Regions from separate parts of the Homo sapiens genome. Here region 1 is linked to region 2. The links are chromatin loops, found by intact Hi-C in ENCODE. Cell type or tissue: heart left ventricle. All regions are shown on one strand.

The links. A loop is a pair of places that touch in the nucleus more often than their neighbours do. Peaks named below come from ENCODE experiments on the same cell type or tissue, not always from the same donor. Only the 100,000 strongest peaks of a DNase experiment are listed, where the experiment ranks them.
Region 1: a loop joins it to region 2, with 5 times the contacts of the local background. A loop is called at or near these places in 13 of 110 quality-filtered maps.

Annotation. Positions count from the first base shown.
Region 1 is chrX:54,040,623-54,045,622 of GRCh38, reverse strand. PHF8 (PHD finger protein 8) reads left to right here and starts at 1,150. Exons shown (of 22, transcript NM_015107.3): 1 at 1,150-1,861; 2 at 2,803-2,992. The coding sequence starts at 2,895. RefSeq lists enhancers at 559-1,018, 1,229-1,478 and a silencer at 1,039-1,208. In heart left ventricle, a CTCF peak has its summit at 2,681; DNase peaks (open chromatin) are centred at 1,102 and 1,622; H3K4me3 peaks cover 2,984 bases; H3K27ac peaks cover 2,147 bases.
Region 2 is chrX:55,158,239-55,163,238 of GRCh38, reverse strand. It overlaps VCF2 (VCP nuclear cofactor family member 2), which reads left to right and starts at 2,054. Exons shown (of 3, transcript NM_001166701.4): 1 at 2,054-2,102; 2 at 4,011-4,110. The coding sequence starts at 2,083. RefSeq lists enhancers at 1,265-1,765, 1,766-2,266, 2,092-2,391. In heart left ventricle, a CTCF peak has its summit at 2,247 (motif pointing right); DNase peaks (open chromatin) are centred at 2,018 and 2,278; H3K4me3 peaks cover 1,853 bases; H3K27ac peaks cover 1,630 bases.

The DNA of each region.
Region 1 (5,000 bases), 1.1 Mb after region 2:
CAAGCAGCTTGTAAGGCTCTTTTGTAGCTTCATGTTGCATTTTGCAAAGGTCATTTTGCAGGTGGTATTTGTGTGCTTACTGTGCCTTCTATTCCAATTGTTTACTCGCAACTTTGTTTCCTGCACTGGCAGATGCCCTCCCACTCCAGAGGCCCTGTTTTCACCATTGCATCCCCAGGGCCTACCCCACCATCACTGGTTAGTAAATTGTGTGCACGCACACATTTCCTTTTTAAAGCAATGGGACCCTTTAAGAAAATGAAATAGTAAGATAACTCCTAGAGAATTTTCTAGAATGTTTGAGAAAACCTAGGCCATCTTGAAGCATATGTACGAAGCTCCACTAACTCAGCAAAGCTCCACTAACTCAGCCTTTCCTCTCATCCCCCCTCCTCTCCCCTCCCCTCAGGCTATAGTCAGAAAATTGTGGGACAGGTGCAAACAAATCCTTGAACTGTATTTGAACTGAAGTGAAACAGTAGGGTCAAAGAAGAGTTCAGAGGGAGTTGTGGAGTTGGCAGCAGCTTTACAGAGGAACTACACTGAGGGCCTGGGGACAGAACGCGGGTAGCACAGGGCACAAGGTTCAACGTCCCTGCTCCGGGACTCAAGTCACTTGGCTTCTCGAAGCCCCTGCCTTCATTTGGTGATAATCACAGAGCTTCCTTCACAGGGGGAAGAACCAACAACGCAGAGACCGTGGGAAAGAGCCCAGCCTATCGAAGGTGCTCAATGAACAGGAGCCGCGGTGAGTACTCCGCCTCTACCCCGGCTGAAGCCCGCCCCCGCCGCCACCTATTAATTTTGTAGTTTGGAGTCACCGAGTTCACCTCCTCTCATAGGAGGAGAAGGCTGGGGAGGAGGAGTGTGCGAGTCGGGGTAGCTGAACTCCCTGTTTGCCCGGAGGAGGGGGAAGGCTAGGAAGTTTCGGGCCCCACTCAAAATGGAGCCAAACGTCTGCCTCGCCTAAGATGGCGGCTTCTCCGCCTCTGGGCTCAAGGTCTTCAGCGGCGATTGGGCACCTTAAAGAGACGAGCGGGTCCAAAGGTGGCTGAGAACCGCCCTCCTTTCTCAAGGTGGCGCCCCGCCCCCCCGATGACGTCACCCGGGAGCCGGCGGCTCGCGGTTCCCCGCCTCCGCCGCGCTCACCTCGCGAGTCCAGCCCTCATAAGATGGCGGTCGCCTTGGTTGTCTGGGTAGCGCCGCCACTCTCAACATGGTAGCTGTTTATCCCGTATTTCTCCTCCCCTCTCCGCCTCAACTTCCTCATTGTTTTGAATAAACTTTATTGACTACTCCGAATTGCCTACCACCGCCACTGGGCTTCTCCCAGCGACTTTTCGGGCCGTGTGCCTCGGACGTGGCGGCCGGTTCATCTCTTTCCCCGTTGGTTTGCTCGCGAGTATCTCCTGCCGGCCCAGCGACGACGCCACTTGCCCGTTCGCCGGGCGGCCGCCAGACTAGGCCCAAGCCGCGGTCTCCAGTAGGCCCGAACGGCCGGGCCGAGGGGAATGTTGTGGAGGAGGCTGCTCTGAAGCACCGTTGAGCGGCTGGCGCCGCGCGACCCAGCGGGGGGCTCGAGGGGAAGGCGAGCGAGGTTCCCGGCGGTACGGGGACTATCCCAGAATTCGACGCGCGTCGCCGTAGGGGCCGGAACTACCGGACGAGCCTCCGCTGAGGCGCTTCGCAGTCCCGGAGCTAGCCCGGCTGCCGGCGTGTCGCTGGGGCTGAGCTCCGCGGGCGTGGAGTCCTTGCAGCCCAAAGCATGAGGAGGTCCCTGTAGGATTCTGGACTGAAGACGTTCTTGTCAGGTTTGGGGCGTGAGGAGGTTCCTGTCAGTTGGGGAAGCGTTAAGATTCCTGTAAGTTTTGGGGGCTGCGAGGCTATTACTGTCAGTTTTAGGATATACTGTGAGGTACCTGAACATTTGGGGAGACTAGGGAGCTCTCATCAGTTTGAGGGGGGGCTGCAAGGAAACGCTGCCAGTTTCCGAGCGATGCAAAAGAATCCTTGCTTAGTTTCGGGAGTGTGAGGAAATTCTAGTCAGTTTGAGGGGTTTTGAATAGATCCTTTTGAGTTTCAGGGATGCAGCCAGAACCCTGTCATCTTTAAAGTACAGAACGAGCTGGTCAGTTTAGAGATTTATATTTATTTCAGTTTTGGGGGTGATGAGACTCCTGACTGGTCGGGGAAGGAATGATATTGAGAGTGATGGAAAGGATTATTTAAACTCTCCGAACACGACCCCAGAACTGTGATTTGAGTTGGGCGCCTAGTCTTGTCTGTCTTGTTCGTGAAGGCTTTGAGTAACCTGAAGAGACTTTCAGGGATCCCTTATCTCTCTCTGGTTGGCCCTATTTCAGGTGGTGAGAGGAGGGTCTTGTCTTGAGATACCCCCAGCCTCATTTTTGACGCTGTGGTTTGCGTCATAATAGAGGGAGCCCTGTGAAACAGGGGTCAGCTAGGGGAGGGTTCAGTGAGAGATGAAAGAAGCTTCCCGAAAAGGCTTCAGGTATTTTCTTGAAACCCGGAAAGAAGTTATCACTGACAACGGGGCCGAAGAAGGTGGGGGGTGGGGAGTGGAGAGTGTGGGGGCGGTGGGAAGCCTGGAAGGTTGAGCTCCGTTCTTTACGTGTGAAAGAAATTCTAAGGGCCGGGTGGACTTTCTCTGGTTGCCCCCTACAGCCGCACCAGCTGTGTTGCATCCCGGCGGCGGTAACTCTATTGGAGAACTGAGGGTTGGTGCAAGGGGGTGGGGGGCGGGGGCTGATTCACTCTGTAAAAAGTGTTATTTGTGCCTAGCTATCGTCCAGAGAGGACGCGTGCTGCCGCCTCCCGCCCCTCTTGACACGACGAACCTGGCCGGCCGCAGAACGCTCCAGGGCCGAGCGAAGATGGCCTCGGTGCCGGTGTATTGCCTCTGCCGGCTGCCTTACGATGTGACCCGCTTCATGATCGAGTGTGACATGTGCCAGGACTGGTTTCATGGCAGGTAAGGAGGGCAGGCCAGGCTACACAGGGTGCGGTGGCCAGGTGTGTTCACTTGCTCTCTCTTCCTTTCTCAGCTCTGTTTTTAGATTCCGGCTCAGGACCCCCTCTCCCAGACTCAGGTTCTGCCATCTCTCCTTGCAGAACAGGACCTAGCTGACATTAGCCTCTGGTTTCTCCTTTTCCTGTGTTTTCCCCTATGTATTTCTTCTTTGCACTTTTCTTTTGAGTGTTTTTTTAGATTTATAAGACCCCCCCCCCCTTTTCTTTCCTGTTACAAAGAATCATTTTTATATTCTTCTCTATTTTATTTTTTATTTTGTTTTATTTTTTTCGAGACGGAGTTTCGCTCGTTGCCCAGGCTGGAGTGCAATGGCGCGATCTCGGCTCACAGCAACCTCTGCCTCCCAGGTTCAAGCGATTTTCCTGCCCCAGCCTCCAAGTAGCTGAGATTACAGGCATGCACCACCACACCCAGCTGATTTTGTATTTTTAGTAGAGACGGTGTTTTTCCATGTTGATCAGGCTGGTCTGGAACTCCCGACCTCTGGAGATCTGCCTGCCTCGGCCTCCCAAAGTGCTGGGATTACAGGCGTGAGCCACCGTGCCCGGTCATCATTTTTATAGTCTGACAATTATGTTCTGCCTCACACACTGGCTTTTGGGAAAACAGTGTTGCTTATTTGAGGTAGTTGAGTCCATAAACAGGGATTTAAGTTGTGGCTTTGTACTTAGTTTCAGAGTGACCATGCACAAGTTGCTTTGCTTTTCTGAGCCTCATTGTCTTCAGCTATAAAATGTTATCAAATACATCCTTTCTGACTTTGCAAAGCAGTTTGGATGTACTCCATAAATGGAGGCAGAAATGGAAGAGTATTTTATTTCTACAGCATTTATCTGCAGCACCATCCAACTAAATTGAATTAAGCAGAATAGATGCTGGGTAAAACAGGAGTAAAACCACTGATGAATTTCCTTCAGTTAACCGTGTGTGCACATAAGCACCTGTCACCCAGAATTCCGGAGAGGTTAGTGTGTACGATAAAACTAATATTTCATTAATGGGATTTAAATCTCAGCTATGGAAAGACAACCTTGAGGGGGCTTTGTACACTGGAGCACAACAAAACAGTGTATGGCACCCTCCTCCTGTTGCTTGTTAGATTCTAGAATTTTCAGTTGTCTGGTCTCCTCCAGAGGGGCTATTTCTTTTTCTTTTTTTCTTTTTTCTTTTTTTTTTTTTTTTATTTGAGACAAGGTCTCACTCTTGTCACCCAGGCTGGAGTGCAATGGCATGATCTCAGCTCACTGCAACCTCTGCCTCCCGGGTTCAAGCGATTCTCGTGCCTCAGCCTCCCGAGTAGCTGGGATTACAGGTGCACGCCACCACGCCCGGCAAATTTTTTTGTACTTTTTTGATAGAGATGGAGTTTCACCATGTTGGCCAGGCTGGTCTCAAACTCCTGACCTCAAGCGATCCGCCCGCCTCAGCCTCCCACAGTGCTAGGATTACAGGCATGAGCCACTATGCCCAGCAAGCTATTTCTGTTTATCACACTCAAGACCAAACTATAGGTGCTGGTGCTGCTAAAATCCTGCCCTCAGCAGGGACTGCCCCCTTGCCCCGTATCCAAATTCATGTTTAACTGATCTCTATTGAATATTTATTGTGTGCCCGGCACAGAGTTCTGTTTTACTGCCTCATGTTATTTAAGAGGGGACAACCCTAGAGGGTGGGACCTTTTCCTTTGCCCTGAAAATAAGTGGGGATTAAGATGTCTTTCAGGATTCCTGGTGTCTTTGCTAGTGCTGATCAAGTCACTCCTCAGCTTAACATTCTTCTTTCAGTGGTTCGTCTCTGGGATAAAATTCAGTATCCTTTATATGACAGACAAGACCTTTTGTGATCTACTTGTTTATTCTCATTTCCTGCCACTCCTCCTCTCTTGTTCTTTATGTCCTAGCAAGACTGAACTACCTATAGTTCTGGGAAAATTTTATACTCCTTTATG
Region 2 (5,000 bases):
TCTGCAGACCCCTCTGAATCTGGGCTTCATCCTCCCTTCAGCCCCTGGCCAGGGTTGTCCACTCCACAGCCTCAGCTGCAAGGTAACCTAGTCCTTATCTGGCTTAAGCTTGCCCCATGGTAGCACCCCTGGCTCTTGAATCAGCCACTTTCCATACCCTCCAACCCCTCCACCTTCCTCAGAGAATGCAGCCCCTTGGGGTCTCACCTACAACACAGCAATAACCAAGATCAGCTCTTGAAAGCAAAATCCCTCATTTCTAACCATCTATTTGCCCACTTTGTAGACGATAGCATGATCCGATAGACATGGAGAACATGGTGATTCAAGTAAAAGGAATGATCATTACAAAAGCTTGTTCCTTGAGAATGTGGAAGGGCATGGGATCCAAGTGAAGGGTGTTAAGGAAAAAAAATTATTCATGGCATTTGTTAAAGAACGGTAAGGCAGACTTCATTCAGGACCATCAAGATAGGTGTAGGGACCACTGCTATGGGGTTTTGCAGTGAAGGGAGAGAAACTGGGTTCCACTCCAAATACAACAACGAAAAGTGGAAATTTATAGCCAAGGAGCAGGGTGGGGAGCAATGGACGGAAAATTACTAAGAGGAAACACCACGGGTAAGGGGGTATTGTGGCTAAATTGAACTAACAGGATTGTTGGTGAAGGTGGGCCAGGGTGACTAGACATCACCTGGGGGATGAGGAACCTAACTGAGATATTGATGATGGGAAATTCTAACTAAACTGACTTAGCAGGATTCTTGTTAAAATTGCACAATGCAGCGACAAACATGGCAGTCTAAAAGTCCCCTGTCCAGGGCTGTCTACTCCACAGCCTCGGCTGCAGGGTCACCTAGCCCCTAGCTGGGTTAGGCTTCCTTTATGGCATGATCTTTAGTTCTTGAATCAGCCACTTTCCACATCTTCCCTTCCATCCTCAGGGAATGCAGCCCCCTGTGAGATCACCTACTTAACAGCAAGAACCAGGATCAGCCTAAACTCTAGCACTCCCTTTGCCAACTTTTTAGATAATAAATACAGATAGAGGAACATGATAATTCAGGAGAAAGCATAACTGCAAAGGATGATCCCTTAAGAAGGTGGAAGGCATAGGATCCAGGTGAAGGGCCTGGTCTCAAGTAGGATCCTGTCTCTTCCTCCAGGGAAGCAGCCAAGATTATAAGTGCAGGTCTACTGCTGTTGGGAAGTGGTGTGAATTCTTCTCTGATTGCTTCTATTTTCTCAAGGGAATATCAGTGAATATCATGAGAAAATTGGGTGCTGGTGCTTGTGGAGGGATCTTGTAAGTAGACTAGACAGAGAAGGTACACTTGTGGAGGGTGTACATTGTTTGTCTACTTGGCGGCGGGGGGACTGCCAGGAGAGTAGGGAGGAGAGAGTTAATAGCTTTGGGTAAGCTGGCTAAGGAAGGTGAATGGTGAGGAACGCGGTTGTGGTTAGTGGAGAGGAGGCCTCCTTGAGGCTAAAGGCTGTGGATGCTGGGGCACTGGAAGAGGTAGCTGTTAGGACACGATCGGGTGCTGCCCGTTATGAGAATGGGGGATGCAAGAAATGGACATCGTGGAGGGGCGCGGTCTTTCCTGAGGCCCAGGGCATGACCGCGGGCAGAAGAGACTTAAGTGGGGGGAAGGAGACCCCCCCGAGGACGGAGAGGCGCCGGCCACGGCCTGGTCAGCCCCGGGGGCGCTGAGGTCGCCGAGGAGGATCAGCGGTGTGAGGGCTGCGAGGACAGGGCGTGTGCCACGTGAGAAGCGTGTTCAGAGGCTGGCTGGGTGGGAGGAGAATGTCCATGGGATTGGCACAGGTCTCGAACATGGGGCGGCTCGGGCAGTCGCGCAGCAGAGCCTGACCCTCAGCGGATCGTCCCTCAGGCGTCAGCTCCCAACTGCAGGGAAGGGAGCCTGCGGCGGACCCAGAGGAAACAGGAGCCGACCTCCCCGGGCTCCGATGCGCAGGCCCAGAGCCCGTCAATCCTTGGCCAGCCCCGCCCTCCGGGCTGCGTTTTTCCGGCGGCGCAGGAACTTCCTGCGCGGTTGCTATGGTTCCGAGGGCAGGACTATGGGAGGCTGCCCTGTACGGTAAGTTCGTCGGGGCCTTTCCGGCCGGTACCAGTCCGAGCTCTGGTCCCCACGGTCATCACGCTTTGCTTTCTCAGCCAAGATCTCGGGGCTCAGGGCGGAAACGCAGCGGATATGTATTTTCTTCCGGGGTTGGTGGCGCTCGGCTCTCATGACCTGCAGGTGACAGTGTTGGCCGGTGGCGCGGCCCTGCTTGCCTCGTGCCCCGCCCTTCGTGCTTGAAAAAAAATCCCGCGAAGCCTTCTCCGAAAGAACATGCTGGTTCTTTGGTTGTCAGTGCCTTACAAGCCCTGGAGGCGGGGGTGAGGTGGGGATGTGGTCCCTCGCGAAAACTCAGTCAGTGGACAATAGCATTCTGTTTTTCAAATTGGCATTTCCTCGGTGAGGCTGCTAGGTACCCTAGCAACTGGTATTTCTGTTTCTCTGATTGGTTTTGTCATCTTTCTCCACGTGTTACTGGGGTTCTATGGACCTTTATCAATGTATTCTTTCATTACAAACGTCTCTGAATCTCATGGTAGAAAACTTGGTTAGACTGTTAAAGCGTAATAAAGGAAACCAATCTTATCCACAGTCCGATCACCCAGCCGTGACCATTAATCATATTCTGTGATAAATTTCCTTAGATGTTTTTCATTCGTAAAGTTGCATTTTAAAAAATGAGATTAACATTGTTTCATGAACATTCCGCTTTTTAAACTCAGCTTCACACTTTGAAAAATCATTTTCATAGTATTACTCTGTTTTAAAAACAATGCAAACGTATTGTAAGCTGTTGAAAGTTTCAGTAAAACTTGAGCGCAAAATACTCAAATACTCAAAATACCATGATCAAAGACAAACATCACCATGCTCCCTAATGAAGGCAGAGCTGTGGCATGTGTTTGTTTCACTCTTTTATCCTGGCACCTGGAGGAGTGCCTAGCACTTAGTGGATGCTCAATAAACATTGTGAAATAAAATAATATTTACACCCGGTCATTTTTTCTTTATATATAATCAATCATTTCATAATGGAGTGTAATATAGGAGCAGTTTTCTACGTGATTTTTTATTTGGCATTTTGTACTCAGTACTCAGTCTCCTAGAGTCTCCTAGTACTCAGTCTCCTAGAGATGAGAATTGATTAAAGAGTAATGAAATTATAAAAATGAGTAAACTCAGCCATTCTTAGGAGTACCAAAAACTCAAAAGTAAGTCTCTAAGCAAATGTCTGGTTAATAATAGAGTGCTGTGAAAACTATGTCAAACGCTGCAATCTGATTACTTATTGACAAGGAACTTGAAACTGAAGATGTAATCTTACCAATCATTGAAAACAATTTTGAGAAAAGAATGTTTCAAGGAAGTAATCAGCCACAATCTCATGGTGACAATCTAGTGGAGTAACTATGTCATAATATTAGCTGGTATAGCAACAGTAAGTGCCTAACCACATTCAGCATACAAGAAATATCTCTTCAGTGTCGCTACACCACTGGCATAAGAACTTAAGAGTAGACACTGGCAGACACACATGTCTTACGATCTTATTGAAGGAGTTAAAAATCACTTACCCTGGAATTGTAACTTCATGGAGTCAAAACAATGAAACTAATTAGGTAGATTTTGAAAACTTAGCTATTAAATTCCTCATATTCTTTATTTTCAAGGATCATTTAAGGTTATGAAAATTATTTCTAGAAATGAAATGCACAGCTTGGCTTTACTTAGAGTTCTTGTATTACATTTTTTTATCTTCATGCCTGGTAATGGAGTACTTATATGACTTTTATATCTTGGGATAGCAGATAGTGACATTTTTTCAGACAAGTTCTCATATATGTATGTTGTCACGGCTTTACAATTTAAGCATCCAAAAGATCAGTTGTTTCATGTAACAACTCTCTCTTTACAATTTATTTTCAGGAAAAGAAGAAGAAATGGCAGTAAAGAGGGCAACCATCATTCCACCCAGCCCAAAAGGAATAAGAGAAACCCTATCTTTCAGGATTCTCAAGATACAGAGGTAGCAAGTATGGTCAGATTGCCTCTATTTCATTCATTGCCTACACTAAATTATCCAATTTGTGCTCCATAATGAAAAGAAATGTATTATTCCAAGAAACCTTCATAAAAGTTTTCTTGCTTGATTACAGTGGCTTTTGAGCTGGAGCTTTAAATTATGATATAGTATCTCACAGAAAATGGAAAAGAAGCACAGAAAAACTTTGCTAAACATAATCAGGAGGAATTAGCCCCTGTAATTTTGTCCCCTCATATGAGCAGGGAATAGTAGTCTTACTTCCCTTCTTTTTATATGGAAAACATATTTTCTAGTACATAGTGATATGTTATTAGCTGGAAGGCAAGTCTTGCTTTCTCAGTGAAAAAAAGTGAAAAATTTGGGGCAGTCTCATGATTTTTGCAAAACTTTAATGGTGCTGGAAAAAGAGTTTGAAGTTTTTAATTTTTTATTGATATAGAATAGTTGTACATATTTTGGGGGTACATGTGATATTTTGATACCTGTATATAATGTGTAATGACCAAATCAGGGTAATTGGGCTACCCATCACCTCAAACATACATCTTTTCTTTGTGTTGGGAACTTATAAATCTTCTCTTCTATTTTGAAATATACAATAAATTATTGTTAACTGTAATTTTCCTACTGTACTGTTGAATTCTATAACTTATTCCTTCTATCTAACTGTATTTTATACCCCTTAGCCAACTTCTTTTCATCCCCCCTTCCTCTCTTCTAAACCTCTAGTAACCACCATTCTAAGGAGCTTGAATTTTAACTTCAAGGTGCTTCACTTTAATAACTTGTATTCATTAGCATAATATAGCTTTAATTGAGATATAATTACTAGTGGAGTGTTAAAGGAACCTCATAAAGTCTTTCTGAGTTAA